Linked DNA regions of Homo sapiens: regions 1, 3 and 4 are each linked to region 2. A link is a loop called in an ENCODE intact Hi-C map of the cell type or tissue named here. Cell type or tissue: endothelial cell of umbilical vein. All regions are shown on one strand.

Region 1 (8,000 bases), 230 kb before region 2:
TTCCAGTTGTTCTAGTTTTAAATGCTTTTTAGCTGTTGCCTTGTTTTGTATTGTTAACAATTTTTGCTGTTTAGTGTTTAAGACTTCAGTGTGTATGTTTTTCCTCATCTCTTTAGATGGTAAGGACTGGGAAGAAAGTGAGCTATTACTTGGTGCTAAGCTTTGCATGCATTATTTCATGCTTACTCCAATCCTGTAAGGAAGGTATTATTCCATTTTAGAAATGAAGAAAACAAAGGATCAGAAAAATTAAGAAAATCACTCATGATCAGAAGGCTGAGGCGGGAGGATAGCTTGAGCCCAGGAGTTTGAGACCAGCAGTGGGAAACACAGCAAGATCCCATCTCAAAATAAACAAATGAATAAAACCAAATACAAATTGCTCATTAATACGCAGTTAATGAGCAGTTGAGCTGAGAATTTATTTGTCAGAACTTAACCACTGTTTGCACCAGGAAAACCTTAAATATCCATTTTAAAACTGAAAGCCCTTCATCCTAGGAACTTAGTCCCAGGAAAACCAGGATGGTCACTTAGCCTAATGTGGACTTAAGCCCAACTCTGACTCCTAAGTCTGGGTTTCCATCAGCTCCATTACTGTGCCCTAGGTAGGGAGCAAACTAGCTTACCTAACCATAGTAGTATTAAAATTTTCTATAATATAAACGAGCTGGTCACACCATGAGTTTTAGTTTTTCTTGAGTCAGAGGTGAACTTTACCAGTTTGGCTGCTTTATGTTCTACAAAGTTAGCTATCTTCTTTCTGGGTCCAAGGGGTATCCCCATTTCCTTCAGGTCATCAACTGTACACATAAGCTTTAAAAGGAAACAGACAAGCACATTAATCAATCTAGTGATAGAAGAACTGAAATGAGAATATGAAAATTATAAAGAAACCACATCATCTAAAGCAATCTAAGAGCCACTCAACTTTTTACAAGTTAGTTATTTTGTATTTAAATCATGCATCAGTTTAGGCTATAAAATCTTAGGCTTCCACACCTAAATCATTCTATTAATTAACAGAAAATACACATATGGTATACAAAATTCCAAAGCTATAGTCAAGCATACGATGAAATATCTTCCTCCCACTGCTGTCCCAAACATAGAATTCTCCTCTCAGCGCAACTGTGGAAACTTGCTCTCTTTGAAGCGATGTCTTATGTATGCATAGCACTTACATGTTTTTCTCTGTGTGTGTGCTCTACTATGCACACAGTAATGAACTCTGCTCTCTTCATGTAAATGTACCTTAGAGACGGGTATCTCTGACACTGCATCATTCATTCAACAGCTGTAGGGTACTCCGTTATGCGGATGCACCATAAATGATTTCACTAGCACCCTACTCCTCAACACCAATGGTGTCTCTAATGTTTTGTTACCTTGCAAACACTGCTGTGAGTATCCTTGTAGATAATTCTTGTTTGAATATTTCTCTATAGGAAATATTCCTGGCAATGAAACTGATGAAGCAAAGGGTAATTTTTATATTCTTAAAGATATTGCCAAACTGCCTTCCAAAGAGTTTGTAATATTTTACAGTCTGACCAACAATATATAACAATGCCTAGTTCCCTTCACCCTGGCCACATAGCATATTTTCAAACTTCCTATTTTTTCAAACTGGTAAGTTAAAAAAAATCCCATTGTACTTTCAATTTCCATTTCTCTTATGAGTTTTCATATGCGAAGACACCATTTGTTATTTCCTTTTCTGTAAATCATGTTTATATTCTTTGCCTATTTACATATCACACTGATGTGATGGTCTTTCTGTAACTGATTTGTAGAAGCTTTGAAAATCAATGAAGTAAGCCCTCTGTCTATAATGTGTGTTGCAAATGTATCACTGGCCTTTAGATGTTGTTTATGGTGTCTACTGTTATACAATTTTTTTCTTTGATGGCTTCTGGATTTTGCATCATACTCAGAAAAGCCTTTCAGATTATAAAAAAATATTCTTCTGTGTTTTTCAATTTTTTAAAACATTTCAGTCTTTGTCTACTCTGGAGTGTATTTTGATACGAAAATGTTTATTCTTAATTTTCAATCTACACAAGAAAAACAATTTCAAACAAAATGAAGCAAACTATGATCAGTACCAGGGACTCCATATCAATCTTTTCCTTTTCAAAAGTGCTAAAATATTCAGAGAGGCTAAGTGCTTCCAGAGTTTCTTGCAAAGTTAGGACTTCTTTATTTTCAACAACAAGGTCATACGACTCATCCAAAGTCAGCTTTGGCTCTTCAGGCATCTTTAAAAAAAAAAGTATGAAAAACATTACAAGCTCAGAAAAACTCCCATATAATGACTGCTGATCTACGAAAACTCTCAAACAATTTTGCTTTACACAGAAATCATAATTTTAGGCACAGTACTTTGCCATTCAAAGTTTGAATATTCTGGCCAGGCCCAGTGGCTCACGCCTGTAATCCCAGCACTTTGGGAGGCTGAGGCAGGTGCATCACCTGAGGTCAGGAGTTGAAGACCAGCCTGGCCAACATGATGAAACCCTGTCTCTACTAAAAACACAAAAATTAGCTCAGCTTGGTGGCAGGCGCCTGTAATCCCAACTACTCGGGAGGCTGAGGCAGGAGAATCGCTTGAAACCGAAAGGCGGAGGTTGCAGTGAGCCGAGATCACACCATTGCACTCTAACCTGGGTGACAAAAGTGAAACTCCGCCTCAAAAAAAAAAAAAAATTGAATATTCTGAAAAGTATATAAATTTAATAAATCACTCAAGTCTCCATTTCCTATAATTTACATTTTTAAAAATCACAAACTTTCACATTTAAATTTATAACCCATAAAGAAGAAGAGTGAGAAACTCAAATAATGAGCTATATGATTCCATTCCATTTCTAAACCTCGGTGTACTTTAATATGTAAAACCAGTTTCAGGGCTGGACACGGAAGCTATTATATTTGGGCCTATAACTGTACTCTGAATTTGGGGATTCTCTGAAGAGTTATTGATGCCAGCACTTTGGGAAGCCAAGGCAGGAGGATCGCTTGAGGCCAGGAGGGAACTCAAGACTAGCCCAAGCAACCAATGAGGCTCAGTTAAAACAAACAAACAAACAAACAAACAAACAAAAGTTTCAAGAAACAGTTCAGACTTTTGAAAATTGTTCAGCTCCATAGACTCTAAATCGAAATGTTAATTGGCCACGTACAGACGTACCTGCTTTTCCTGAAAATGTAGCTGCTTCACAACTCCATTAGCAACAGCAAGAGGTCCAGGGCACTTTGATAAATTCAAATCTTTTTGATTAGACAGGATGTCAAACAATATTAAAGAACCTATGAAAAAGAAACATTTTGCCTTATAATGTAGTAGGTACTTTTATAACACTAATTCTTTTTTCACTGTCTATAGTCAAAAGTCATACAGAAGTTACATGTTATTCAAGACCTGATAATTAATTATTTTATCAAACAGCAGAATAAAGTAAAATACATAGCATTCCCTAGGTAATACTAGAGGTGAATATAGAAAAGGCAGAATCTAAACTCAGAGCATTCATTTCTACCTTTTCTGAAACTTAAAATCTGTAATTCTTAATTTTGCACTAACAATATCACCTACACTGAAAGCAGTTATGACTCAACAAAAATTGTATTTAAAATGTGAATATTTGACAGTTTTACCTAAACTGTGACCAGCAACAGAGACACCTCCTTTGAAGTCTGGGTTCCGACTCATAAAGAGTGCATGCAGATGGTTTATCTCCATTCCTACTTTTTCCACAATTGTCTGACAGTAGGTGGGGCTGTTATAAAATAAAATATCTAGCAAAGTTTCATTGGTAAAGTGACGAAATCGACCAATACTTGGCAAAGTGATTTTCTTAATATTCCTGTTTAAAAAGAAAAATACAGCACATTCAGTCAGCATCTACCTTAAATTTACAGATTTTTTTAAAGTTTAGATTTTTGACTCCTGAAAATACACTAAGAAAACCCCACAGACTATGAGTTGTTTCTGTAGATAGTCATTATAAATAAATCAAGATAGGCCAGATGCGGTGGCTCACACCTGTAATCCCAGCACTTTGGGAGGCTGAAGTGGGTGGATCACTTGAGGTCAGGAGTTCAAGACCAACCAGGCCAACATGGCGAAACCCCGTCTTTACTAAAAATACACAAATTAGCCGAGTGTGGTGGTGTACACCTGTAATCCCAGCTACTCAGGAGGGTGAGGCAGGAGAACTGCTTGAACCTGAAAGGCAGAGGTTGCAGTGAGCTGAGACTGCACCACTGCATTCCAGTCTGGGCGACAGAGCAAGATTCCACCTCAAAAAAAAAAAAAAAAATTTAAATCAAAAGTTAGCCACAAGTCATGGCACACACCTGTACACCCAGCTATTTGGGAGGTTGAGGCATGAGAATCGCTTGAACCCAGGAGGTGGAGGTTGCAGTGAGCCGAGATTGTGCCACCACACTCCAGCCTGGGTGACAGAGCGAGACTCCACATCAAAAAAAAAATTAAAAGTATAAATAAAGGTAAACCAAAAAAATTTGTGCTGCCACATGTGGTGGCTCATGCCTGTGATCCTAGCACTTTGAGAGGCTAGGGCAGGAGGACCGCTTGAGCCCGGGAGATCAAGACCAGCTTGAGCAACACAGTGAGACCCCATCTCTACAGAAAATTTAAAAATTAGCCAGGCATGGCGGCTTGCACCTATAGTCCCAGCTACTTGGGAGACTGAGGTGGGAGGATCACTTGAGCCCAGGAGGCCAAGTCTACAGTGAGCCATGATCATGCCAGCGCACTCCAGAGCCTGGGTGACAGTGAGATGCTGTCTCAAAAACAATTCAGTTTTTTTTTTAAAGTTATTTGTGCCTATAACTATACTATGAATTTTGGGATTCTCTGAAGAGTTAGTTGCTATATAAGTCATATGCAAAGATTTCTATTTTATTTTTAAAGAGGGAAGATTACTCTTCCATTTTTCTTCCAGTTAACTGCAAATCTGGACACCTGACAAAACTTGTGGGTCAAAAGGACTAAAGAGAATATCAAACAGAAAAAACAGGGCTACATGGAATGAAAAATCTTCCCTAATTTGAGAATGACCAAAATGAAGTTTAGGAATACACACAGAGAAAGAAAACACCCTTACAATAGGGCCTAACATAGACAAAACGCTGTTTGTAGAAATAGTTTTATTAAACTATGTACCCTGAAACATTACGGTGTTCACTAAAATCTAGACATGTGCCAGCATAACTATTACCTGTATTTATGATTCTCAATTGGGAGCATTCAAAATTGAGCAGAGTATTTTTAATTGTCACAGTGCCTGGTGAGCACTGCTAGTACTGAGTGGCCTTTACACTAAGGAAGTTAAGTGGTCTGCACTGCGACAGCAAAGAATTGTCCTGACAAGAGCATCTCCACTGAGAAACAATATTCTGAATCTGTGGTTCTCAGCCAGGGGTGATTTTTACCCTCCAGGGGACATCTGGCAATTTCTGGAGACATTTTTGTTGGGGTGGAAAGCCCATTAGGCATCCTACTACATAAAGGACAGCCCCCTGTCTAAACTGCTACAGATTAAAATTGTATTTTAAAACCAGCTAAAATTTCTTAAGATTCTCTTAAATATTTACAAAAGGAATGCACACACACAGAGAGAAAAGTAGTGTGTAAACTTTACAGCCAATATTTAATTATATGTCAGAAGTATACAATTTTTAAAAACATATTGATTGAAGCTACAATAAACTATTTCATATTACGGTTTAAATCTTAAATTTAAATATGACTAATCTGAAAAACAAGTTATCAAAATCCACAAACCTGTCCACACCTGTGGCGTCCCCACCCAAAGAACTATGCCAATGAACTGGAAGGAACTCCACTCTGCTTACTTTCCCGTCATCTAAAGATTTCTTGAAATGTGTCCGCAGCAATTTGAGAGAAACCACCCTAAAATCATCCACTTCAAAAGAAAAAAAAAAAAGAGAAAATAAATTAAATTCTCCTAGCTTGATAGCTAGTCAGCAGTTACCTCAAATATGCCAGTATTTTTAATAACATAAAGATACATTTTTTAAAGAAAAAAATGAGGATAAGAGAATTAGTAAAATTTTTTAAAAAGAAAGGAATAAGTAACTTTTGGGAACCTCTTTTAAACTTTCCATTATTGCAAAGGAATAGATGCTTGGGATATATCAGTTTAACCACCACTGCTGGGAGGTAGCGTGGCACCTTGGGGAAAGGCTCTGGAATCACACTGCCGGCTCCAGGCTCCAGGCCCTACTGACTGTGATAAGGGAGAGTTTCACTTACCCCCAACCCCTACCTTACCTCTTCACCCCCAACCCCCACTATCCCAGGCCTCAGTTCCTCATTAGTCACAGTAGTGGCGATAACAGTGACAGCGCCTATACCCCAAAGGTTTATTTGTGAGGGTCAAATGACAAGGCATCTAAGATACTTGGCATATACCAAATATTCAATAAATACGAACTATTATTACATGGACATAAAAATAAAACTTCAAAAATTTAAGTCAACCAGGCAGATTCATGTTTCCATTAAACAACTTCTCCCAACTCACTGACTATAAATCCATTCAATGCAGAGGTGCTCCTAGCTGCTGCAGGTGCTCAGGCAAAGGCTGTCAACAAGGCTAAACTACTTCCAAGATCCCTTCTAATTCCTCACAGTCTGGGATTGTATGCGTCACATATGTCACAAGAGCAAATCAAGTACAACTTAGTATTTCCCACTGACCATTTAAATTTCCTCTTACAGACTCCTCAGCAAGTAGTACACAGCTGGGAACTATCCTAAAAATGAATACTCCAAAGCTCTTCTATTAGTTCTCAGATCATCCCATGAAATACAATATACCCAACACTTACCACACTCAATAATGCTCCTAAAGCGTAAGTCACACACAGGTCCAATGCCATGCACCACAAACACCAAATGGTCAACTTGAGGCATCTCCCCTATCAAAAAAAATTTTTAAACCTACATAAAAGATGGGAATTTGTTTGGATTTTCCTAATGGCAATATTCTAGATATCCCTTTCGTCATCACAAACTTGCCAAAGAAATTCATGACCCTTCAAAGAGAATAAGCCTCATTACCCCTATCAAATTAGAGGAACAATTTGTCCCTCTTGGCATATAAAAGCGAACTAGAACAAGAGGTGGAGGCAGCAGGCTCTCTCTGTTCCTGGAAGCTAATAGCACATGATGAGCAGCAGGTTTGTATCTATGGAGGCTCCACAACCTTGTGATGCTTCAGAACTCCCCAGGACACTAAGCCCCAGTGGAGATTACTCAGATTTCATCGTGTGAGTATTTATTTTACAAGAAACATACATTTTATTGAAACATTTTACATACACTTCAATAAACATGAAGTGTATGTAATTGTAAAAATAAAATCCATTCTTAAGTAATAGTACAGAAGAAACCAAAGCACATACACCAAAGCAGGCAATGGCAAACAATGGCCCACAGGCCAAATCCTACCCACATCCTACCTGTTGTTTTGTTTTGTTTTGTTTTGGAGATGGAGTTTCACTCTTGTCGCCCGGGATAGAGTGCAATGGCGCCATCTCGGCTCACTGCAACCTCCGCCTCCCGGGTTCAAGCAATTCTCTTGCTTCAGCTTCCTGAGTAGCTGGGATTACAGGCACCCACCACCACGCCCAGTTAATTTTTATATATGTATTTTTTTAGTAGAGACAGGGTTTCACCAAGTTGGCCAGGCTGGTCTCGAACTCCTGACCTCAGGTGATCCACTTGCCTCGGCCTCCCAAAATGCTGGGATTACAGGCGTGAGCCACCAGGCCCAGCCACCTGCTTTTATAAATAAAGTTTTTGACGAAGGGGAAACCATTCAAGGAAAAACATAAAAATAACATAAAGTTTTGTGGGCCGGGTGTGGTGGCTCACGCCTGTAATTCCAGAACTTTAGGAGGCCGAGGCACGTGGATCACTTGATGTCAGGAGTTCAAAACCA
Region 2 (8,000 bases):
ACAGGCTCCTCTTCTGTATCCTGGAGTACTTCTTGCTAAAATACAGTGAGGAGAGATGAGACAGGAATTAAATATTCAGTCTTACTGTCTCTCAATTTTGAAACTGCCTCAGACCATAGGACTCTCTAAGTTTAGTGACACCTGGTAGCACCTCCATGGCAGGGGTGGAGGGCTGCAGCTCTGCTGGAGACACTCTCCCAGTTGATCAGAATGTGCTTACCACCCTTTTGGCCGCCTCACTAGTCTTTGCCAACCCAAACCCCACTGGCTGCTACGGAGTCCACAATGAAAGGGGTCCCCAAGAGAGTATTCTTGGATCTCACGCAAGAAATAATTCAGGGTGAGTCTGCAGAGTAAAGTGAAAGCAAGTATATTAAGACAGTAAAGAATATAAGAATGGCTACTGTGGCCAGGCGCCTGTAATCCCAGCACTTTGGGAGGCCAAGGCGGGAGAATCATGAGGTCAGGAGTTCGAGACCAGCCTGACCAACATGGTGAAACCCCATCTCTACTAAAAATACAAAAATTAACCATGTGTGGTGGCGCACGCCTGTAATCCCAGCTACTCAGGAGGCTGAGGCAGGAGAATCGCTTGAACCCAGGAGGCAGAGGTTGCAGTGAACTGAGATCGCGCTACTGCACTCCAGCCTGTGTGACAGAGTGAGACTCTGTCTCAAAAAAAAAAAAAAAAAGAAAGAAAAGAAAAGAAAACAAAGGCCGGGCATGGTGGCTCACGTCTGTAATCCCAGCACTCTGGGAAGCTGAGATGGGCAGATCACCTGAGATCAGGAGTTCGAGACCAGCCTGACCAGTATGGTGAAACCCTGTCTCTACTAAAAGTACAAAAATTAGCAGGGCGTGGTGGCGCGCGCCTGTAGACCCAGCTACTCAGAAGGCTGAAACAGGAGAATTGCCTGAACCCCAGGGGGGCGGAGGTTGCAGTGAGCCAAGATCATGCCACTACACTATAGCCTGGGTGACAGAGCAAGACTCCATCTCAAAAAAAAAAAAAAAAAAAATAGCTACTGCAAAGACAGAGCAGCCCCAAGGGCTGCTGGTTGCTCATTTTTATGGTTATTTCTTGATTATATGCTAAACAAGGGGTGGATTCTTCATGCCTCCCCTTTTGAGACCAAATAGGGTAACTTTCTGATGTTGCCATGGCATTGGTAAACTGTCATGGTGCTGGCGGGAGTGTAGCAGTGAGGTCACTCTCATTGCCATCTTGGTTTTGGTGGGTTTTGGCCAGCTTCTTTACTGCAGGCTGTTTTATTAGCAAGGTCTTTGTGACCTGTATCTTGTGCTGACCTCCTATCTCATCGTGTGACTTAGAATGCCTAACCTTCTGGGAATGCAGTGCAGTAGGTTTCAGTCTCATTTTACCCAGCTCCTATTCAAGGTGAAGTTGCTCTGGTTCACATGCCTCCGGCAGACTGGAGGTACAGATAGATTTCACAGAGCAGCCAGTATAGTCTGGATGAAGGAACAAAGGAAACGACACAGTTCCCTTGTACCGTTCATGCGGAAAAGGTCTTATAGAATTAAGCCTCCAGAAAGAGGGGGCCCACAAAGACCCTCCTTTTCTCTCCATTTCTCCATCTGCGCTCAATACCCCCCTTCCTGCCAACCCCTCTTTCACGCACCCAGACCTGATACCTTTCTCTTTTCCTCCAGATACTTCTCTCCGTAGTTTACCCTGTTACCCTAACCTTGTTGATTTTTTTTTTCTGCTTAGTCCATCATTTTCTCAGAAATGTGTCTTAACATCTCCCACTATGATTGTGGATTTGTCTATTTCTCTTTTTAGTTCTGTCAACTTTGTTATGTATTTTAAAGCTTTGTTCTTTATTAAGTGCTGCATATCATGTATGAAAAATTACAGATATAATTTGAGGCCCTAGATGATAGTAAGATTTATTTTTGCTTCTGGAAGGCAGTTGGGGTCTGGGCAGGCACCCTTAATCCAGTGGTTTTCAACCACAGGTGATTTTCCCCACCAGGGGACATTTGGCAATGTCTGGAGAAAGTTTGGTTGTCAGAATTTGGGGAAGGAGAGGTGCTACTGGCATCCAGTGGTTAAAAGCCAGGAATACTAAACATTGCATAGGATGGTCCACTGATAATGTCAATTTATCAGTGTCAATAGCACTGAGGTTGCGAAAGCTTGCCCTAATCCAATTATCAGAGGCGTTTGAACCAAAGTAACTCCATCTTGAGTAGGGGCTGCGTAAAATAAGGCTGAGACCTGCTGGGCTGCATTCCTAGAAGGTTAGGCAATCTAAGTCATGGGATGAGATAGGAGGTCAGCAGAAGATACAGGTCATAAAGACCTTGCTAATAAACCAGGTTGCAGTAAAGAAGCCGGCTAAAACCCACCAAAGCCAAGATAGTGACAACAGTGACCTCTGGTTGTCATCACTGCCACACTCCACTTGCACCATGACAGTTTACAAATGCCATAACAACATCAGGAAGTTACCCTATATGGTCTCAAAAGGGGAGGCATGAATAATCCACCCTTTGTTTAGCATATCATCAAGAGATAACCATAAAAATGGGCAACCGGCAGCCCTCGGGGCTGCTGTGCCTATGGGGTAGCCATTCTTTTATTCCTTTACTTTCCTGATAAACTTGCTTTCACTTTACTCTATGGACTCACCCTGAATTCCTTCTTGCTCCAGATCCAAGAACCTTCTCTTGTGGTCTGGATCAAGACCCCTTTCCTGTAACACAGTCAAACGGTAAGCCAATGGGAAGCTGGGTTTCAGTCTTTGTGAGAGTTTCTCTATTTTCATTCCTGTTCCTTCCAAAGGGTGAGGCCCTTTGGAAGTTGAAAGCTGGCGGCGACTACTTGAGCTCTTCCTTCCTTAGCATGAGACTGCTGGGAGCTTCTCTGCCTCATGAAATAGGCAAATGCCTCAAAATTCAAAGCTCTGCTAACCCTTCTCTCCAGGACCTTGACCCTCAAATCCTCACCCCCTTGGCGGCTCACCTTCAGATAGGTCTTGTTTGTTTTGCCAGCTTTTCTAGCTGCTCCGGATAGGAGGACTGATCTGCCAATCTGCCTTTAGGGGAAACAGCAAGAGATTGCCTCTCAGTCTTTTCTTGAAGCTTTCAAATGCAGGCTTTAGGCCTATTGTGATGCTAATGGATCTCCTCTGCCCTTACTTTGCCCATTCTGCATGGAGGGGGCAGCTCTAGTCCCCCAAGCATGAAAGAAGTTGGGTACTCCCGGTTCTGATCATTACTGCCACCAGGAAGAGCTACGGGGTGAGAGGGGGGATGGATTTCTCCCTAGTTATGTAAGAAACAAGCAGGTCTCACCCTTCATTTTTCCTTTCTCATACAAGGTGAAATACTGCAGTCTCATACGAGGAAGCATGTTTTTCCTGTTAACATTATTTCGATCCTGGTCCTTAGGGAAAAATAAGCCCGGCATTAAAGTGCGGGGAGCACTCACCTTCCCCCACCCCACAGTCTGGCTTATAGTGCTAGAACACCAACCAAGTGGTGACTGGGCCGGACCACAAATGGATGCGGATGCGGTCAGCTCCCGTTATGAGGATAGAATTCTAATCAGATTGTGGATCCGATTACTTCTGACTCATAAATCTCCCTGACTTTAGAAAACAGGGATATCTTATTTATTGGAGGAATGACAGTGTGAACAGAGGCGTGGCTGCGTTCTCACCAGCTGAGATAAACGCCGACCAGACCAGCACAGACATCCTGTGCTCGTTTCCTTTACTTGGTTTTTCAAATAAAGCCTTTGTGTGTCACTGGTATTGTGAGGAATACGAAATAATGAAAGAAGTGATTCTTCAGGTGAGTCATTCTATTATAAAATGGAGCCCACCGTCAGGAACTGCTCCCTGAGAGAGCAGGACAGGATTTCCCTGCGCGGGGAGTGAAAGCAGAAGGCGCAGTCACGACGCGCCCCCTACTGGTCAGCGAGGAGAAATCCCTCACCTCAGGTTTCAATTAGTGCGGGTGAGTCCTGAATTAGGAACCTCAGACCTGAGGCCTGGTGTGGTGGCTCACACCTGTAGCCCCAGCACTTTGGGAGGCCGAGGCAGGTGGATCACTTGAGGCCAGGAGTTTGAGACCAGCCTGGCCAATATGGTGAAACCCCGTCTCAGGTAAAATAACAAAAATCAGCTTGACGTCGTGGCACACACCTGTATACCAGCTACTCAGGAGGCTGAGGCAGGAGAATCGCTTGAACCCGGGAGGCGGAGGTGCAGTGAGCCGAGATGGCGCCATGGCACTCCAAAGAATCACAGAACTGGCCAGGCACGGTGGCTCACGCCTGTAATCCCAGCACTTTGGGAGGCCGAGGTGGGAGGATCACCTGAGGTCAGGAGTTCGAGGCCGGCCTGGCCAAAATGGCGAAACCCCCCTCTCTACCGAAAAATGCGAAAAGTAGCCGGGCATGGTGGTGCCCAACTACTGGGGAAGCTGAGGCAAGAGAATTGCTTGAGCCAGGGAGGCCAACGGAGGTTGCAGTGAGCTTAAGTCGTGCCACTGCACTCCAGACTGGGTGACAGAGAGGAACCTTGTCTCAAAAAAAAAAAAAAAAAAAAAAAAGAAAGAAATATTACTGAGAATCACAGAACTGAAGTGGAATTCCATGAATCCAATGGAATTACATTAAATTCCATGAGTAGGAATCCAATTCCATGAATGAAATTTCATGAATCCAATGGGATTCATGGAATTGCTGACACACAGTGAGATACTAAGGAGGCTAGGAGGCTAAGATGAAGAGCCCCTGTCTCAGGACTCCAGGGCCTAATTTAACAGCCACAATCTGCCAAGGTCAGAGGTAGCCTTAACGTGTACTGTACTCATAAATCAATCTCCCTGGAGATTTCAAACCTTCAAATTGCTTTGGTAAAGCCTTAACTCCTTTCAACCTGAGGAAGTCGATTGAAGAAAAAAGCCTTAGCTCTAAAGAAAGATTTTGAGTTTCTCATTCCAGTGGACCACAAAAAAATAAAAAAGAAAGAAAGAAAAATCGCATTTGTGCAAAATCAACCATTTACATTTTATACTAATCAGTAAGTTATTCTTGGGCCTCGTGCTTGTTTGTAAACACATGCCTTCTCTCTTTCATTCTAACTGGAAACTTTATCCTTAAATCTGTTCGTGCAATAATTATGAAATGTAATTTTATTTTTAAACAATATATTTTCTTTTGTTTGTTAATTTCTTACTTTTTTTTTTTTTTAGACAGAGTCTATGTTGCCCAGGCTGCAGTGCAGTGGCGTGATCTCGGCTCACTGCAACCTCTGCTTCCTGGGTTCAAGCTATTCTCCAGCCTCAGCCCCCCAAGTAGCCGGGATTACAGGCATGCGCCATGACGCCCGGCTAATTTTTTTTGTATTTTTGGTAGAGACGGGGTTTCGCCATGTTGTCCAGGTTGGTCTCAAACTCCTGGCCTCAAGTGATCCACCTGCCTTGGCCTCCCAAAGTGCTGAGATTACCGGCGTGAGCCACCATGCACAGACTCTTTTGTTAATTTCTTTAATTTTTAAATTTCTATTGATATATTATAGTTGTTCTTATCCTGAAGATATTTTGATACATGTATAAATGCATAGGATCAAATCAGGGTAGCTATCGATCGCCTCTATGTATTTTCTTGTATCTTGATCGTTAGAGTGAAATATAAGGAACAAAAAACAAACATGGAGAAGTTACCATGTTTTTAGTATTTTTAAATCCTAAGGGTTTGAAAGGTATATATTTGGGATAATGGGCCTTTTTGTCTTTTTTTGTCTGAAGGAAATTTGTGACCCAATAATTAGTCAAAATTATCTCCAAAAAATGTTAATGAAACTGGGCACCTTTTGGGAGACATTTTTAAATTATGTCAGCTACTTCAGTGTCAGAGGGTGGACAGAGTTGGCTGAGAACAGTCACATTTAGACAAGAGTCTTGTGTGTACTCTTTTGGTTATGAAAATGTAGGGCAAGTAAGCACTCATTGCCCTGAGTGAAAAGTGACATAAACATTTTTTTAAAGGGTTCATGAAGCCTGTCCCTCCCTTAATACCTCTTGATGGGAAAATTTCATTGTCAGGCTGGGGCTCACACCTGCAATCCCGGCACATTGGGAGGCCAAGGCAGGCAGATCATCTGAGGTCAGGAGTTCGACACCAGCCTGGGCAACGTGGTGAAACCTGGTCTCTACTAAAATTACAAACATTAGCCGGGCATGGTGTCGGGTGCCTGTAATCCCAGCTACTTGGGAGGTTAAGATGGGAGAATCACTTGAACCAGGGAGGTGGAGGTTGCTGTGAGCAGAGATTGCGCCACTGCACTCCAACCTGGGCAATAAGAGTGAAATTCCATCTTAAAAAAAAAAATTAAAAATTGAGAGATTTCACAGGAACAAATTTCTGGTCTTTCTGGAAAATTGGAAATCTCTTGTAACGCTGGACCAATGCCCCACATGACAATTGCTGCGTGGGGCCAAGCATCAGTCCCTGGCTCTGCCCCCAGACTACATCCAACTTGTGACAGCTTGGCTCTGTCAATCCTCCACCTGGCTGGCCTCTGTGAACTGTGGGATCGCACCTTGTGGAAGGCTTGTGCTGGGATAGAGCTGACTCAGTGCTGGGGGATCCCTGAGGGGACCCCAGGATTTGAATTCCAGGTTCCTAGAGGATATCAGCTGAATGCTCACCTTTCTGTGTGCCCTGTAGGCATAGATAAGTTTGGCATTCAGGAGAAAGAGGGTACCAGAGCTCCAAGCTCGATCCGGCACTTTTGGATCCGTTTCCATCGGTTCTTACAGCTGCTCCTCAGACCCTAGCAGCCAAGATGGTGAAGCAAATTGAGAGCAAGGTTGCTTTTCAGGAAGGCTTGGAGGCTGCAGGTGATAAATTTGTCATGGTTGACTTCTCAGCCACGTGGTATGGGCCTTGCAAAAAGATCAAGCTTTTCTTTCATTCCCTCTCTGAAAAGTATTCCAACATGGTATTCTTTGAAGTACATGTGGCTGACTGTCAGGATGTTGCTTCAGAATGTGAAGTCAAATGCATGCCAACCTTCCAGTTTTTTTTTGTTGTTTGTTTGTTTGTTTGTTTTTGAGATGGATTTTTCCTCTTGTCCCCCAGGCTGGAGTGCAATGGCAAAATCTCAGCTCACAGCAACCGCCATCTCGCAGGTTCAAGTGATTCTCCTGCCTCAGCCTCCCGAGTAGCTGGGGTTATAGGCATGCGCCACCAGGCCTGGCTAATTTTTGTATTTTTAGTAGAGACGGGGTTTCTCCATGTTGGTCAGGCTGGTGTCGAACTCCTGACCTCAGGTGATCCACCCGCCTCAGCCTCCCAAAGTGCTGGGATTACAGGTGTGAGCCACCGTGCCTGGCCCTTTCCAGTTCTTTAAGAAGGGACAAAAGTGGGTGAATTTTCTGGAGCTAATAAGGAAAAGCTTGAAGCCACCATTAATGAATTAGTCTAATCATGGTTTCTGAAAACATAACCAGCCATTGGCTATTTAAAACTTGTAATTATTTTTATTTACATAAAGTATAAAGTATGGAGACTATAAACCCAACTGCCATCTGGATGACAACAAAATATGAATTCTACTCTTTTTTAAAAAAAAAAAAAAGAAGAAAGAAAAAAAGAGGGTATCAGAAACAGACCCAGAGATGACTGGGGTCTGGGAGGAGGAAGCTGGAGAACCGGTGAGTGTGAACAGTATGCATCAGTCAGGGTTCGCCAGAGAAACAAAATACACATATACAGCGCTTGTGTGGTGGGGATGTGTATGTGTGTGTGGGTTTAATTTTTATTATAAATAGAGATGGGGTTTTGCCATGTTTCCCAAGCTTGTCTTGAACTCCTGGGCTCAAGCAATCCACCCTCCCCAGTCTCCCAAAGTGCTGGGATTACAGGCATGAGCCACCGCACCCAGCCATGTGTGTATTTTTTTTTTTTTTAAGGATTTGGCTCACATGATTGTGGGGACAGACAAGTTGGAAAGCTG
Region 3 (8,000 bases), 1.0 Mb before region 2:
GCTAAACATTACTTATTACTCAGCTATCCCATTCCTAAGTATAGGCCTACGAGAAGTGAATGTATATGATGACAAACATCAGTTCACGGAATCATGCACATGCTAAAAGTCATTGAGTTGTACACTTAAGAAAGCACGATGGCTCACATCTGTAATCCTAGCACTTTGGGAGGCTGAGGCGGGCGGATCACTTGAGGTCAGGAATTTGAAACCAGCCTGGCCAACAAACCCTGTCTCTACGAAAAATACAAAAAGTTAGCCAGGCATGGTGGGAGGTGCCTGTAATCCCAGCTACTTGGGAGGCTAAGGCAGGAGAATTGCTTGAACCCAGCAGGCAGAGGTTGCAGTGAGCCAAGATTGCACCACTGCACTCCAGCCTGGGCTACAGAGCGAGACTCTGTCTCAAAACAAACAAACAAACAAACAAACAAAACAAACAAAAAGAATGGTATAACTTACTTCATGTAGGTTATACCCTGCCTGATTAAAATAAAAAGAGGTGAAGGGAGGTGTCTTTCCATGAGGAAAGACGGAATGACATGGAAAATGTTCAGGCAGAGTATGGGTAACTATCAGGAATGGTTCACAGAAGACTGCATTAGGATGAAAGGATCCACATTGGGCTCCTCACCTTGGTAAAATCTGTAGAGATCATTTAGATTAGAAATGTGCTTCCATGCTGGGCAGTTTGTAATACAGAACTCTAGAGAGAGGAAAATGGAGTCAGAGATTTCTGTCTTGTAATGGTCTAAAACAGGACTTTTTAACAAGGCACTAGATTTTAAATCTGTTTTCACACTCATTGCTTTTACCTCAGTGGAAGGTGCTTATATGAGGGGACCCCTTTGGCACCTGTCATGATCCCATGAGTCCTGCCTACAGGGATGTTATTTCTGCATCCCAGTTGAGACTGTCCAACCTCTCCAAATAAGGAGCAGGACAGTATGGTGGTTACGAGCAGGGCGGGTTGTGATCTTGAACAGAAGCATAGTTGTTAAGAGGGCAGAGCTGACATTGACTCCCTGGGTTGAAATCCTCTTTGTCCTAGAACAAGTTATTCAACCCTTCTAAGTTTTATATGTCAAATGGGAATAGTGGATTACATGAAATAATACACACCAGGGCCAGGCATACAGTAAGTACCTAGGGGCAACATCACTCCCCCAGGGGATAAAAATTGTTTCTTGGGGGTGAAAATCTTAGAGATTACAATAGTTTGTGGCCCTCTAAAAGGCCACAGCACATAGAGAGCTCTATGGTGTATCTGTGGTATCACAAGGAGGGGTGGTTAGATAAACAATGTCTTAAGAGACTCCATAGGGAGGTGATAATGGAATAAGGGTTGGTCATCACTGGATCGGAGCCTCCCGACTAAGGTGTAGCTTCATTCCCTGTCTGACTCAGAGCCCTCGTCCTGCTCCCATTCCTCCTGCAGGCAAGGCTATAGGCAGCTTGATGGCTAATGAGTTTGCTGGGTCAGTCTCCAGGTTTTACATCTCTCTTTGTTTCTTCTTTCATGAGCCAGTGATCCATGAGCCACTAGAAAATGCACTTACTTCAAACCTGATGAATTGTAGCTTTCCTAGGATTTATTTCTAGTCCTTCCCCCACATCCTTCACTTTCTCTTGTATTAAGTTCTTTAGCTTGTACCTTTTCAATTTGTTTTTTCCCCTCTCCAGAACCTTCTGTTTGATTGTTCTTAAAATTGGCCTTAACAACAAAACAAATGGAGAGAGGCCCCCAGACCAGAGCTCTGTGAAGTCTAGGAAGTTCTTCAACTCTTACTTCTCCAGGATGCTACAGGAATCAGCAAGAGGAGATCAAGTGAATTTAGAGATACAAGCTTTTCCCAAAGCATGGCCCCCGGGAAGACCACCTTGAGTCAGAAAAATGGAAATCAAACAGTACCTGGAAGTCCTGAAGGGTAGAGATCTTACTGGACAAAACCCTCTGCCCTTTCTTAGGTAGGAAAACATAGGTTTTGTATAGAGTTACAAACCTGCTATCCACCAGAGCACTCAGGACTGTGGCTCGCAATTTACGTGCTGGCTTGCAGCTTCATTGCCCTATGTGTTGCCTTCTGTAATGTATTTTTCCTGGTTACCTAATAACTCACATTTATCTAAACACCATAGCATCTCTGAGGCTCTGACTCATCTCCTTATTTGGAAGATGCTAGCTATCTCCCCATACTGGTATTTTAAAATCCAGCATTAATTACAGTAATTCCTTCTACTCATCCATACAGGCACATGCAGAAAGAAGTGAAAAGTTATTTGTTTCTTTTTTCCTTCATAAAGAGCCTAAAGAAATGTGTTAATTAACTACAAAGTTAGCCAAGATTGGATTTCATTTTTTTGATTTTATAGATGGCCTCAGTGCAAAAATATCCGGCTACCGAGAATAGTGAATAAATAAAACGAAATGTGGCATGCCTAAATATTCAGAGTGGGAGAGTTCTCCTTCTCATTGTGTGTGTGTGTGAGTCAAAAACCCAAAAAAGGTGGGAGAAGTGGCAGAACTAGAACCATCATCCATTAGTTCTTAGTCTCAAAGATTCAAGTGGCAGGGCAACAGCTAAATTCTGGAATGATGCAGTGAGTTCTTTGTAGGCCATATATGAAGTGTGCACAGAAATACTCATTTCTGCAGAAAGTAATAGCTACCATCAACTTAGCACCAGCAATGCGCTAGGCTCGTGGCCAGGCACTTTGTATGAACTACCCCACCGAATTGCAACTACATTGCATGGGGGATAGGTTATGTTCTGATCCCTGCTTCTCAGGTGAGGAAACTGAGGCTGAGAGAGGTTAAGGATGGCCCCACGGGCAGCAGAGGTGGGATGGGTCTTAACCACAAAGCTACCAAGCCTCACGGAGCTAGACTGCAGTTAACAGTTGATGATCCAAGGACAGGGCTGATGGACATGACAGTATTGTCTTCTCCCTCTCTGGCCTTGCACAAACTTTATCCTGTCCCTCTGCTCTGGCACAGGGAGAATGGCACAACCTTGCTGAATAGATGCCCACATCGCTGGTGGTTTTTAGCCCAAGCAGTGCTTCAGTACAATTTGAGATACTTTTGATTTTCTTCTTATTCCCTTCCTTTCTGTCTCCAAGCCCCTGACGGTGTGCCACTCCACTCCTCCTGGGCAGATCCTTTTCTCATTAAGAAAACAGAGCTAGCCAGGCATGGTGGCTCACACCTGTAATCCCAGCACTTTGGGAGGCTGAGGCTGGTGGATCATTTGAGGTCAGGAGTTCGAGACCAGTATGGCCAACATGGTGAAACCCTGTCTCTACTAAAAATACAAAAAAAATTATCTGGGCATGGTGGTGGGCACCTGTACTCCCAGCTTCTCGGGAGGCTGAGACAGGAGAATCACGACCTGGGAGGTAGAGGTTGCAGTGAGCTGAGATTGCACCACTGCACTCCAGCCTGGGCAACAGGGTGAGACTCCAAAAAAAAAAGAAAGAAAGAAGGAAGGAATGAAAGAAAGAAAGGAAGGAAGGAAGGGAGGAAGAAAGGAAGGGAGGGAGGAAGGAAGGGAGGGAGGTAGGGAGGAAAGGAGGGAGGGAGGAGCTGATCAGGCAGGGGCTCAGGGGCTCTCCCTCCTGGCTGCTCCACACCTGCCATGTGCCGGGTGTCAGGATGCAGTGGTGCCAGACTGGCCTGCAGACTGCCTGTAGCCATGTCCCACTTCCCACGGGTCATGTTGCTGCATCCCCCAGCCCTCCCCATCACCAACTCTGTGTCTGATTCAGGCCATGTCTGTGTCTTGGCTGGGCCACCGTCACACCCATCATCCAGGTGTCCTGCCTCTGGCCTCACATTGCTCGACACCAAGCTACCTTTTTGCATCTCAGCCCTGACCCATCACTTTACTGCTGACATTCCAGTGTCCCCTAAATGCCAAACCTCAAACATTTTAGCTGTGACAACGACAAGTGTCACAATCTGGCCAAGCCACCTTTTCTGTCCCTTTGCCCACACCTGTCCTTTTGCCCACACCTGTTGGTATGTTCTGGCTCCTCCCCTGAGACCCAGTTTAAATTGTCTTTAGCAAATAGAGAGTATCTTATTTTATAGAAGAGGATGAGATGGAAACTAGCTTTACACAGACGAAAGGATTTCAAAAAAGCTTCAGACTTACATTACCAAAAATGATGAATTATTTCCCTGGAGGAAGAAACATAGTGGATACTTACCGTGAAATAATCAGTACTCAGAATATTGCAAGTGTCTCTGAGTACTAGAGCGACTTTAATAATCTGAAAATGCTCCTTCTGACCACTAGATGGCACATCTAAAATACCAGGCAAATGGCACACCTCCTTAATTCAAAGCAGGTATTATTACTACAATTACTACCACAGTTTATTTATAATGGTTGTAGTATTTGTCCACACACCACTTACTATAATGCAAACACTACTCATGGTTATGAATATTCAGAGGATGAAGTTTGTTATGCAATCGGATGTCAGGTATCCCCAGGCATCTGCAGTGGTCCCAAAACGCTTTGGGATCAGTTTCATGGAAGATAATTTTTCCATGGATGACGGGGAATGCTTTTGGGATGAAACTGTTCCACCTCCGATCATCAGGCATTAGATTATCATAAGAAGCGTGCAACTTAGATCCCTAGCATGTGCAGTTCACAATAGGGTTCCCGCTCTTAGGAGAATCTAATGCTGCTGCTGATTGACAGGAGGCAGAGCTCAGGCAGTAATGCTCACTGGCCTACTGCTGACCTTCTGCTGTGTGGCCAGGTCCCTAGCAGGCCACGGACTGGTATGGGTCCTTGGCCTGGTGTTGGGGACCCCTGATCTATAGGATCAATATTAAGCTCTGAGCCCAAAGTACATCCACCCTCTCCACTGAACCCATCCCAATACCTTTGGTCCTGAAAGATACTTTTTTCTAGTTCACATAAACAAATAGCTCTCAACCTGCAAATGCCCAGAGTTTAACCAACTTTTCTAACTAGGCCCAAACAAGCAACTTGGAACCAAAAATGTCTCTGTTTCCTACCACTTAGGAGCAAATGACTGATTTTGACATTCCTTGGGTCTCTTCTCTGACCCTGTTCTCCTCCCGCCTCTGTCCCAATTAGTACCTCAAGGCCTTTGCTTTTAGGGAAGCCAATAAACACTCAAACTGGTGCATGCAAAATTATTTTTACTGCATGTTAAAGAGTAATTATGAAACAATACGCACATGATGTTCCCACATAAAAATCTTTTAAAGCGATAATGAGACTATTTCTTTGTAGGTGGAGATGTATATTTGACTCACTTCCATGAATTCTGGTCTAATCGTATCTTATTTCCTTCATTTTGTTTTAGTGCTTGGAAGAGCTCCATCGAAATTCACTCTTATCTTCAGCCTCAGCACTGAGCTGCATTACATAAACATGAGTTGCTTCTTTATGACCATTTGAGAAGAGTAAAGAATCATTTCCTTTTTTAAGGCAAACACGGTCCATTGTAGAAACTTCATACATTAAATAAGCCAGGTTTGCAAACATCTGCCCAAAGACACCCAATAGAGAAGCCCTATGCATATAGCAGATTATTGAAGGACATTCTCAGCCAAGTCATCAAGTTTCTTCAGTCATTTCAGACCTGAAATTCACAGTGAAGTCCATCCATCACCACCAAGTCTTGCCATCTGCCCTTGGAGGGTCACAAAGGAGATCCATGTATTTAGCTGCTAATAACTTATTTTTTTTCTTCAAGACTCAATTTAGATGTCACTTCTTCCGGGAAGTCTTCTATGAATTTCCTTCCCAGATCAATTACCTAGCACTACGTTTAACGCAATGGATTATAATGATGTGTTTATGAGGCTGCTTAACCTACTAAGGGCAAGGATTGTACGTTATTCATTCTATTACCCATCATAATGCCTGGCACATAGAAAAAAGAAAAGTGAATGAATGAATGAATGGATGAATGAATCAATCAAAGTATGAATCAAAGCATGAATGTAAACTGTACATTTCCTGGGAGAAAGAGAGAAAGGGTCTCCATTTTTATGAGTTAGGACATTTCCCAACGTTGTATTGGTCAGGGTTCTCTAAGGGGACAGAACAGAACTAATAGGATATCTATCTATCTATCTATTTATCTATCTATCTGAAGGAGAGTAGTAGTATATTATATATATATATATTTATATATATTTATATACATATTTATATATTTATATATATTTTTATATATATTTATATATTTATATATATTTATATATATATTTATATATTTATATATATATTTATATATTTATATATATTTATATATATATTTATATATTTATATATATTTATATATATATTTATATATTTATATATATTTATATATATATTTATATATTTATATATATTTATATATATATTTATATATTTATATATATTTATATATATATTTATATATTTATATTTATATATATTTATATATTTATATATATTTATATATATTTATATATTTATATATATTTATATATATTTATATATTTATATATATTTATATATATTTATATATTTATATATATTTATATATATTTATATATTTATATATATTTATATATATTTATATATATTTATATATATTTATATATTTTTATATATTTATATATATTTATATATATATTTATATATTTATATATATTTATATATATTTATATATATATTTATATATTTTTATATTTATATATGTATAATTTATATATATTTTTATATATTTATATATTTATATATATTTATATATATTTATATATTTATATATTGGTATATATATTTATATATATTTATATATTTATATATTTATATATATTTATATATTTATATATATTTATATATATTTATATATATATTTATATATACTTATATATATTTATATATATTTATATATATTTATATATATTTATATATATTTATACATATTTATATATATTTATATATATTTTTATATATATTTATATATATGAAGGGAAGTAATAGAATATATATATATATATATACACACATACACACACACACACACACACATATATATATAAAGGGTAGTTTATTAGGAGAGTTGACTCACATGATCACAAGGTGAGATCCCACAATAGGGCATCTGCAAGCTGAGGAGCAAGGAATCCAGACTGAGTCTCAAAACCTCTAACATAGGGAAGCTGATGGTGCAGCCTTCAGTCTGGCTGAAAGCCCGAGAGCCCCTAGCAAATCACTGGTGTAAGTCCAAGAATCCAAAAGCTGAAGAACTTAAGAGTATCCAACATGGAGGAAAGATGAAGGGCAGAAGACACGGCAAATCTCTCTCCTTCCACTTTCTTCTGCCTACTTTATTTTAGCCACGCTGGCAGCTGATTAGATGGTGCCCACTCAGCTTGGGGGTGGGTCTGCCTCTCCCAGTCCACTGACTCAAATGTTAATCTCCTTTGTCAGCACCCTCACAGACACACCCAGGAACAAATACTTTGCATCCTTCAATCCAATCAAGTTGACACTCAATATTAATCATCGTGCTTGTTTTCAAGGCTGATTCATGTACTTGTAGGTTAAAAAAACTGTTGGATTCCACATATATTACAAGCAATAACCAAGTGATTTGGTCATTTTAATTAACAACTGTGTAAAACAAGTAAAAATCATTTTGTAAAATATCAAACATTAATAAATGGCACAATTTATGGCAGTTTGATTTACAAAATTCTCTCAAATATGATATTTCTTTGCTTCTCTGAACACCCATCTTGAATGGGTTAGATTGGGAATCATTTTATAGATGAAATAATAGAAACTTGGAGAAGTCAACTGACTTGAGTTAGTGAAGGCTGATTCAGGACAAGATTTTCTGATTCCAAAGCCACTGTCCATCCTATAACACCATCAAGCTCATTCCCCTCACCTCTATATCATAAACCTGCTGGCTGTTTGACTAGTTTGGCCAGTGGATTGGATGATTTAATCAATTAACGTGTTAGTCATAGA
Region 4 (8,000 bases), 150 kb before region 2:
TGTGAAGCAAAGACAACAGCACCTACCGCTGAATGGTTAGGGGTTAAATGAGGAAGCATTTACATACTCAGAACGGTCTTTGGCACGTGACCAGCAGCACTTACGTACAAATATTGGCTATTACTTTTATTGCTGTTATTCTGATAAAATAACTGGTCAGAATATTCTGGTTTATTTTTAATGACAATATTAAGCTAATTTTTCTATTCTTCGCTATTTGATAGAAATCAGGAAGTCACTTCAGCATCTTATTGATTGATTTCTTTCTTTTCTAGATATACAAGAAGAGATGTCCTTCCACTAGGAAAATTTACAGTTAACTTGAGTGGTTGCCCACGGAATAGTACCTTCACAGAACACTTGTATCGAATTATTCAACATCTTGTTCCAGCAGTAAGATGAATATAAATATGTATTATAAACCTAAGCACACTTAAAAAATCCATCTAACTGTCTTTCATTCACTTCAAATATTTAACTTAGAGATTTTAATAGATCTTATTTAAGGGGAAACAAAGCCTGCCAAATTACATAATTTAAAATGTACGTTCCCCTAAACATTTCACTTTTTTTTGTCTTTTTGCCTAAGCACAAATTTCTGTAAGTCTAACAAAACAATTGTAGTAACTCCCTTAAAATTACACTCTCTTGATACCAATTTGTCCAATTTGGTATCCTTTTTGTACACTAAAGTCTTAAATCTAAATAAACTCTAAATTGTAGGAGCATAATTCTTTTAGTTGAGGTAATAAAGTTCTTTATCTCCATTGCCTCAATTTTAATTCCTGTTTGGAAAGTTGAGCTCACTTTATTTGCCAGGGTATCTGGAATGCAGTATTTGCGTGGTGGTAGGATCTTGGGAACAGGGGAATTGCTTCTGATTAGTTGTGTGACTGAAAATACTGATCACTTCTTTGGAAATTGAAGAGGGTGCACTAGATCTTTATTGAACCGAATGTATTCAGTGTCTCAGTGCTAACACTCGTCCAGGCCCTCAAGAAGCAGAAGTGGACTGGAATATACCAGCAGTTCTCAGTCTCCTTAGACTCACTTTACACTCTGAAAAATGTGTTCATACTCAAAGAGCTGTTTTTCACGTTATGATTATATTTATCATTAATTTACCAAACTAGAAGATAAAGTAAATACACCTATTAAAAATAAAAAATTACATATAAATATTTTTATAAAAACAACTTTTCCCAAGCCAAAAATGATTAGTGATAAAGGTGACATTGTTTTACATTCTTGCAAATCTCTTCAATGTCTGGATTAATAGGAGACAATGGATGCTTGTATCTGCTTCTGCCTTCAGTCTATTGTAGTCTCAGGTTTTGGTTGAAGTATATGAAGGAAAGCTGGCCTCACACAGATGGAAAAGTAGATGGTAAAGGAAGGATGGTTTCGATAGCCTTTGCAGATAACTGGGTGGTGGTCTTTGATACTAGACCAAAACTGTCCACATGAGATTTTCTTAAAGATAGTTAAGTGTGGAATCTGAAATCCTATTCGTAAACTTTCCATAGTCTGCTATGGTAAAATTCATTAGTCTCGCACATTGAAAGGATCTTTTATCCATGCATGATTTTGACCTGATTGACCCTGTAAAAGGGTTTAAGCAATTCCCTGGGGGTTCTCGGGACCACATTTTGAGAATTATTGAAACAGATCCTTTGCCCTCACAGAGTTTAGGTAGAAGACCAACAAATAAATTAATACATGGTAGGTCATTTAAGCACCCCTAAGCTCCCCGTTTTCTTAGAATCACTGAGGTAATACACAAAACTCCTCTAAATTTTCGCAATATATCTTACCTCTTCCTTGACAGCCTTCCCCCACCATACCCTCTTCTCCATCCCTGCCACATTGTTTGAGGCTGGAGGGATGGAAGAATGGATTGGTGTATAAGGCAGAGCACAGAGGGTGTTGGGAATGGTGGCTCAAGAGCTGGAGGAGGAGCATAGATGGTTCGCTTACTCGTTAAACACTGAGTGAGAAGGTGCTCGCGTCCTGGAGGCACCTCCTGAGAGCTGCAGGTCCATCCACAGCTCAGTGTGCTCTGCTCCTTGATTTTTCTCTGAAAAGTTTGTTCAAAAATGTCTATGATAAATGAATACAATTTTAACTCAAAGAATATAGAGGAAAATTAAGCTTTTCTCTCCCTGTCTTGAAGAGTAAAATTAACATTTTCTTTTTGCTAGCTAGCTTGTGTTAGGTGAAAGAGGTTAGGTTTTGGGGTATTTAATATTTATATGTCAGTTATCTACCATTTGTTTCATTGGTTAAATTAAAATTGATTTTCAAGAATATTGAACAAGACATTTGAGAATAAAGTAGCTCATAAAATGGATGAAATTCAAATGTAAGATCTAGATACTATTTTTGCTTCTGGAGTTCAAGAAACCATATCACTACTCCCTTAGAAATTTATAAGATCACTTTTTCCATATGAAACACAATGTTTAATTCCAAGTACATATTTTCTTAAAACAGGGAAACTTAAATTCTTGTTCACTAAAAAATTTCTCTTTGCAGTCTTTTCGTCTGCAGATGACTATAGAGAACATGAACCATTTGAAATTCATTCCCCACAAAGACTACACAGCCAATCGCTTGGTCAGTGGGCTCCTCCAGCTGCCCAGCAATACTTCCCTTGTAATCGATGAGACTCTCCTGGAACAGGGGCAGCTGGATACCCCAGGTACGTACATAGATGTTTCTCTTCCATTTCTGACTTCCTTCGCACTAAAGCCAGATCTAGGAATAACTTTTAGAAGAGTATCTATGGACAAATTCACATTTAACAACGTAAGATAAAGGCTTGGCATATGAATTTGATTAAAGCATATGTTATAAACTAATTATATACACCAACTATGTTTTGCCATAGTATTCTGAAAGTAGTACAATGGAACAGATATATATCTTATATAATATATCTTATATAATATATATCATATATAATATATAATGTCTCATTTAATATATATCATATATTATATATTTTATATATTATATAATGGAGCAATAATATAAAGGGTAGTATTAGTATAATGGAGCAGTAATATAAAGGGTAGTATTAGATGTTGAGGGTCGTAAGGGTTCTTTGGTGAAAAGTTTTATTGTGTCAGCGAATGGTTGGAGCAGTCTTTATGGGCCTACAGTGTTGGGTTCTTTTGCGTAGTTGTATATAACCTAAAATTTTTTTTTCAGTGAGTGTAAGGAATGGTAGAGACAGGGTCTCGCTATGTTGCCCAGCTGATCTTGAATTCCTGGGCTCAAGTGATCCTCCTGCCTTGGCCTCCCACAGTGCTGGGATTACAGGTGTGAGCCACTGCACCTGCCCCAAATAGCTTTTTAAAAAGCTGAAATGGGAGGAAGCTTTGCCTTTAGTCATCTAATACCTCAAAAGGGAAGTGTAGAAAAGATCTAATATAATTTTTTTTTTGTTTTGAGACGGAGTCTTGCTCTGTCGCCCAGGCTGGAGTGCAGTGGCCAATCTTGGCTCACTGCAACCTCCAACTCCCGGGTTCACACCATTCTCCTGCCTCAGCCTCCCGAGTAGCTGGGACTACAGGCACCCGCCATCACGCCTGGCTAATTATGTTTTAACCTCCCGTTGTAAAGTTTGTAAATGGTTTTCAGAGAATGTCTGAGAAATAATAGATCAAATGGTTTGCACTAACCTCAGTTGCGGAATATATTATAAAATCACAAGAAAGCAGATTGTTTACCAGTGCTCAAATGAAGACAATTAAGAATACACTGCTGGCGATCAGCTCAAGAGGTAAAGGTAGAAGAAAAAATGAGGTAGACTGGGCATGTTTAAGGCAAAGGGGAATATAAAATCTGTAAAATTCACTAGGCTGATCTATGTATGACGGTAGTTTTAGTGTTTCCTTGGTTTAGCCCTGTAAATACACCACTTAGAAATAATCATACTTGGGAACTATTTTATGTCTAGGTGCATACCAGATGCTAGGTATTAGATTTGCGGGGGTATCGCCTGCCCCCAGAAAGTTCTACCTTGACCAAGACTGTTGTAAGCCTACACACTTAGTGACGTTTAGCTTAGTAAACTGGACAGCGCCTCATACCCTTTATTAAAAGTGGTAGAAACTTCATGGCTCATCATCGGTGTCAGCAAAACTGATGTGTTTAGATGATTAAAGTCAAATGACTGAAAGTGTTTTCCTGCCTTTGTAGGTGTTCATAATGTGACAGCCCTGAGCAACCTCATAACGTGGCAGAAGGTGGATTATGACTTCAGCTACCATCAGATGGAATTCCCCTGCAATATTAACGTTTTCATTACTTCGGAGGGGAGGTCACTCCTCCCGGTATGATGAGTCATTTTTAAATGGAGGGAGGTTGACATTGGAAAAATACCTACATTTTTGCTGTTTCTTGGTACCGCTTATTAATAAGTTACATTTGTTGTAAAAAAAAAAAAAAAAAAAAAAAAAAAAAAAAAAAAACTGTGACTGCTGATCATTAAGGGAATTGAGTATTTTGCACTGCCATGGATGAAAACCTTACATCTACCAAGCTCAGGTATCAGCAAGTCATGAGACCAGCAAGGCTGTTGGCAGCAGAAACACCCACATCTGAGCATAGCGAGATTGCCTGATTTTAACATCCAGACTTCTGTTCTTGCTACCTTTGACCCATTGTTTTCTGCTAATCTTATGTGAAAAATATTTCAGAGTTCTTTTAAAATGTCCTTGGTCACTTGGTAGTTATTTTCATGCTTTGTGGTGAAATGCTCTGGTATGTCTTCAGAGTGGCTGGTAAAGAGAGCTTTTAATTCTGTGGATGATGGGAAATGCTCCCAGTTGTCAAATGGTGTGTAGTCTCTGAATAATAGTATTCACCTGCGATTGATGAGAAACCGCCTTTGACTAAGAATGAAATGGCTCAAGGATATGTTTTCTGTGTGCAAGTATTGATAGACCTTTTTAATTAGCTGCTTTTTAGAGGTTGGCTACATTTTTGTGTGCTTACTGATACCATTGAGGAAACATAAGTAACCAAGAAAAAGCTTTCATAATTATTTCTGAGGTAGTTATAAAGCATGTAAATTAATATTAAAAATAGATGCTCACTGGCTGCGGTGGCTCACGCCTGTAATCCTAGCACTTTGGGAGGCCAAGGCAGGTGGATTGCGTGAGCCCAGAACTTTGAGGCCAGCCTGGACAACATGACGAAACTTGTCTCTACAAAAAATCCAAAATTAGTCAGGCATGGTGGCGTGCACCTGTGGTCCCACTACTGAGGAGGCTGAGGTGGGAGGATCACTTGAGCCTGGGAAGCAGGTTGCAGTGAGCTGCAATCACACCACTGCACTCCAGCCTGGGTGACAGGACAAAACCCTGTCTCACACACAGAAAAAAAAACATTATTCCCTCCCCCTAAATAATAAGTGGTATTTTCTAATTCCCATAGGGGCTGACAGAGATGATGCATCTTTCTTTAAAAATGTAGATTAATTTAGGAACTCAGAAAATACAGTGTACTCCTTCTCTTTTCAGGCAGACTGCCAGATTCACTTACAGCCCCAGCTAATTCCACCAAACATGGAGGAGTACATGAACAGCCTTCTCTCAGCGGTGCTGCCTTCCGTGCTGAACAAATTCCGCATTTATCTAACTCTTTTGAGATTCTTGGAATATAGCATATCTGATGAAATAACCAAGGTATGTCTAGGTTAAAATAAAGGATTTCCCTGTGTTGAATTGCAGTATGCAACCAATTTACATTTACCATAATTACTGATAAGGTAATTTTGTTATTTGTTTTCTGTCATGTCTTTTTTTATTCCTCTGTTACTCCATTATTGTCTTTTTGTTTGAAATAGGTATTTTCCAGTGTCCCATTTTAATCCCTTGAAGTTTCTTAAAGTTATTTTCTTAGTAGTTGTCTTTGGGGGATAAACTTAACATGTTAGTATAATCATCTATTAGGGATTAATGCCAGTTTGTTTAGTTATTTTTAATTTAAAAAAAATTTGTGTGGCTAATGCCATTTTAATTATATTATACAAAGACTTTGCCCCTTTATAATTCCGTTCCTTCTCCTCTCCCTTGTGCTCCTGTCATACAATTACCTCTCAGTACATTGTATGTCCATCAACACATTTAGAATTACTGCTTTTGCAGTTGTCTTTTAGAGAAAAAAGTTAGAAATGGAAAAGACTTCTGTACTATTTTTTCTATTTGCCTATGCAATCACTTTTACCAGCACCCTTTATTTCCTCATGTGGGTTCATGTTACTGTCTAGTATCTTTTCATTTCAGCCTGAAGAACTGTCTTTAGTGTTTCTTGCATGGCAGGTCTACTTGTGCAAATTCTTTTTTTTTTTTTTTTTTTTTTTTGAGACAGGGTCTCGCTGTGTCATCCAGGCTAGAGTGCAGTGTTGTGATCATGGCTCACTGCAGCCTCAACCCCCCCAGGTTCAAGCGATCCTCCCACTTCAGCCTCCTGAGTAGTTGGGACCACAGGCATGTGCCACTGTGCCCAGCTAATTCTTTGTTTTTTGGGTTTTTTTGTTTTGTTTGGGTGTGTGTGTGTGTTTGTGTGTGTGCAGATAGGGGATCTCTTTATGTTGCCCAGGCTAGTCTCGAACTCCTGGGTTCAAGTGATCCTCTCTCCTTAGCCTCCCGAAATTCTGGAATTAGAGGTGTGAGCTACCTCGCCCAGCCCTCTTTTAAGTTTTTGTTTATCTGGGAATGTCTTAATTTCTCCTTAAGGCTAGTTTTGCTGGATGTAGAATTCTTGGTTTATAGTCTTTGTCTCATCATTTCGAATATGTCCTCCCACCACTTTCTGGCCTCTGGTTTCTACTGAGAAGCCAACTAGTTTCTGATAAGGATCCTTTGTACACACTGAGTCATTTTTCTGTCACTGCTTTCAAGATTTTGTGGCTTTTGACAGTTTCGATTATGATGTGTCTATGTGTGGATCTCTGAGTTTATCCTACATGGAGTTTGTTGAGCTTCTTGGAGGTGCAGAATAATTCATATTTTGGGGAAGTTTTCAACAAGTTTGGGAAGGTTTTGGCCATGTTTCTTTCTGCCTCATTTCTCTCTGCTCTCCTTCTGACACTACCACTGTGTATCTGATGTTGCATTTAATGGTATCCCACAGGTCTTCAAGGCTCTGTTCATTTTCCCTCATTCTTCTTTTTTTGTTCTGTTTCTTAGACTAATCTCAGTGAACTTATCTTCAAATTTAGTGATTTTCTTCTGCCTGATCAAATCTGAGCACCTCTAGAGAATTTTTACTATATTTTTCAACTCCAGAATTTTTATTTCCTTCTTCTAAAAAATTATTTCTCTCTTTTTATTGATACTCTCTATTTGGTGATTCTCATATTTTCCTGAAGTTCTTTTTATGTGGTTTCCTTTATTTCTTTGAATGTTTAAAATAGCCAATTTAGAGTCTTTTTGTCTAATGTTTGAGTTTCCTCTGGGACAGTTTTCTACTGACTCCCTTATCCCCAAAGTGTGAGCCATACCTTCTGGTTTCTTTGTACTTTTTTGTTGAAAACCAGACATTTTATTTGGTCAGTGGGGTCTCACTGTATCACCCAGGCTGGAATAGTAAGTAGCACAGCCACAGCTCACTGCAGCCTTAAACTGCTGGGCTCAAGTGATCCTCTTGCCTCAGTAGCTGGGACCATAGGTGTGCACCACCATGCCCAACTAAAGTTTTGTTTTTTTGTTTTTTCTTTTCTTTTTTTTTCTTTCTTTTTTTTTTTGTAGTGATGAGGTCTTGCTTTATTGCCTAGGCTGGTCAACTCCTGGCTTCAAGTAGTCCTCCCACCTTGGCCTCCCAATGTGTTGGGATTACAGGTGTAAGCCACCACATCTAGCCACAACCAGACATTTTAAATTATATAATATGGCAACTCTGCTTTGGAAGTTACTCTGGAAATTAAACCTCCCTAGGGTTTATTGTTGTTGCTGTTTGTTACTGTTGGTAGGTTGTTTAGTAACTTT

What was found. Peaks named below come from ENCODE experiments on the same cell type or tissue, not always from the same donor. Only the 100,000 strongest peaks of a DNase experiment are listed, where the experiment ranks them.
Region 1: it touches region 2 in a loop (7-fold over the local background); 7 of 110 quality-filtered maps call a loop at or near these places.
Region 3: it touches region 2 in a loop (33-fold over the local background); 2 of 110 quality-filtered maps call a loop at or near these places.
Region 4: a loop joins it to region 2, with 4 times the contacts of the local background. A loop is called at or near these places in 7 of 110 quality-filtered maps.

What each region holds. Positions count from the first base shown.
Region 1 is chr10:119,913,705-119,921,704 of GRCh38, reverse strand. It overlaps SEC23IP (SEC23 interacting protein), which reads right to left. Exons shown (of 19, transcript NM_007190.4): 7 at 6,886-6,975; 8 at 5,816-5,957; 9 at 3,661-3,869; 10 at 3,194-3,312; 11 at 2,109-2,261; 12 at 721-816. Among named protein-coding and RNA genes, the nearest start is that of SEC23IP, 25 kb to the right of the region's middle. In endothelial cell of umbilical vein, no CTCF peak of the experiment used is centred here; no DNase peak of the experiment used is centred here.
Region 2 is chr10:119,682,596-119,690,595 of GRCh38, reverse strand. LOC124902513 (a long non-coding RNA gene) reads left to right here and starts at 7,925. Exons shown (of 2, transcript XR_007062312.1): 1 at 7,925-8,000. It also overlaps the pseudogene TXNP1. RefSeq lists enhancers at 2,087-3,023, 3,024-3,960 and a silencer at 6,710-6,889. In endothelial cell of umbilical vein, a CTCF peak has its summit at 3,946 (motif pointing left); DNase peaks (open chromatin) are centred at 3,045 and 3,725; H3K4me3 peaks cover 476 bases; H3K27ac peaks cover 2,203 bases.
Region 3 is chr10:120,732,272-120,740,271 of GRCh38, reverse strand. All of the region lies in intron 2 of LINC02930 (long intergenic non-protein coding RNA 2930), which reads right to left. Among named protein-coding and RNA genes, the nearest start is that of WDR11-DT, 110 kb to the left of the region's middle. In endothelial cell of umbilical vein, a CTCF peak has its summit at 4,287 (motif pointing right); DNase peaks (open chromatin) are centred at 4,311, 5,381 and 7,161; H3K27ac peaks cover 2,644 bases.
Region 4 is chr10:119,833,236-119,841,235 of GRCh38, reverse strand. It overlaps MCMBP (minichromosome maintenance complex binding protein), which reads left to right. Exons shown (of 16, transcript NM_001256378.2): 11 at 276-393; 12 at 2,536-2,701; 13 at 4,207-4,340; 14 at 5,532-5,696. Among named protein-coding and RNA genes, the nearest start is that of MCMBP, 36 kb to the left of the region's middle. In endothelial cell of umbilical vein, no CTCF peak of the experiment used is centred here; no DNase peak of the experiment used is centred here.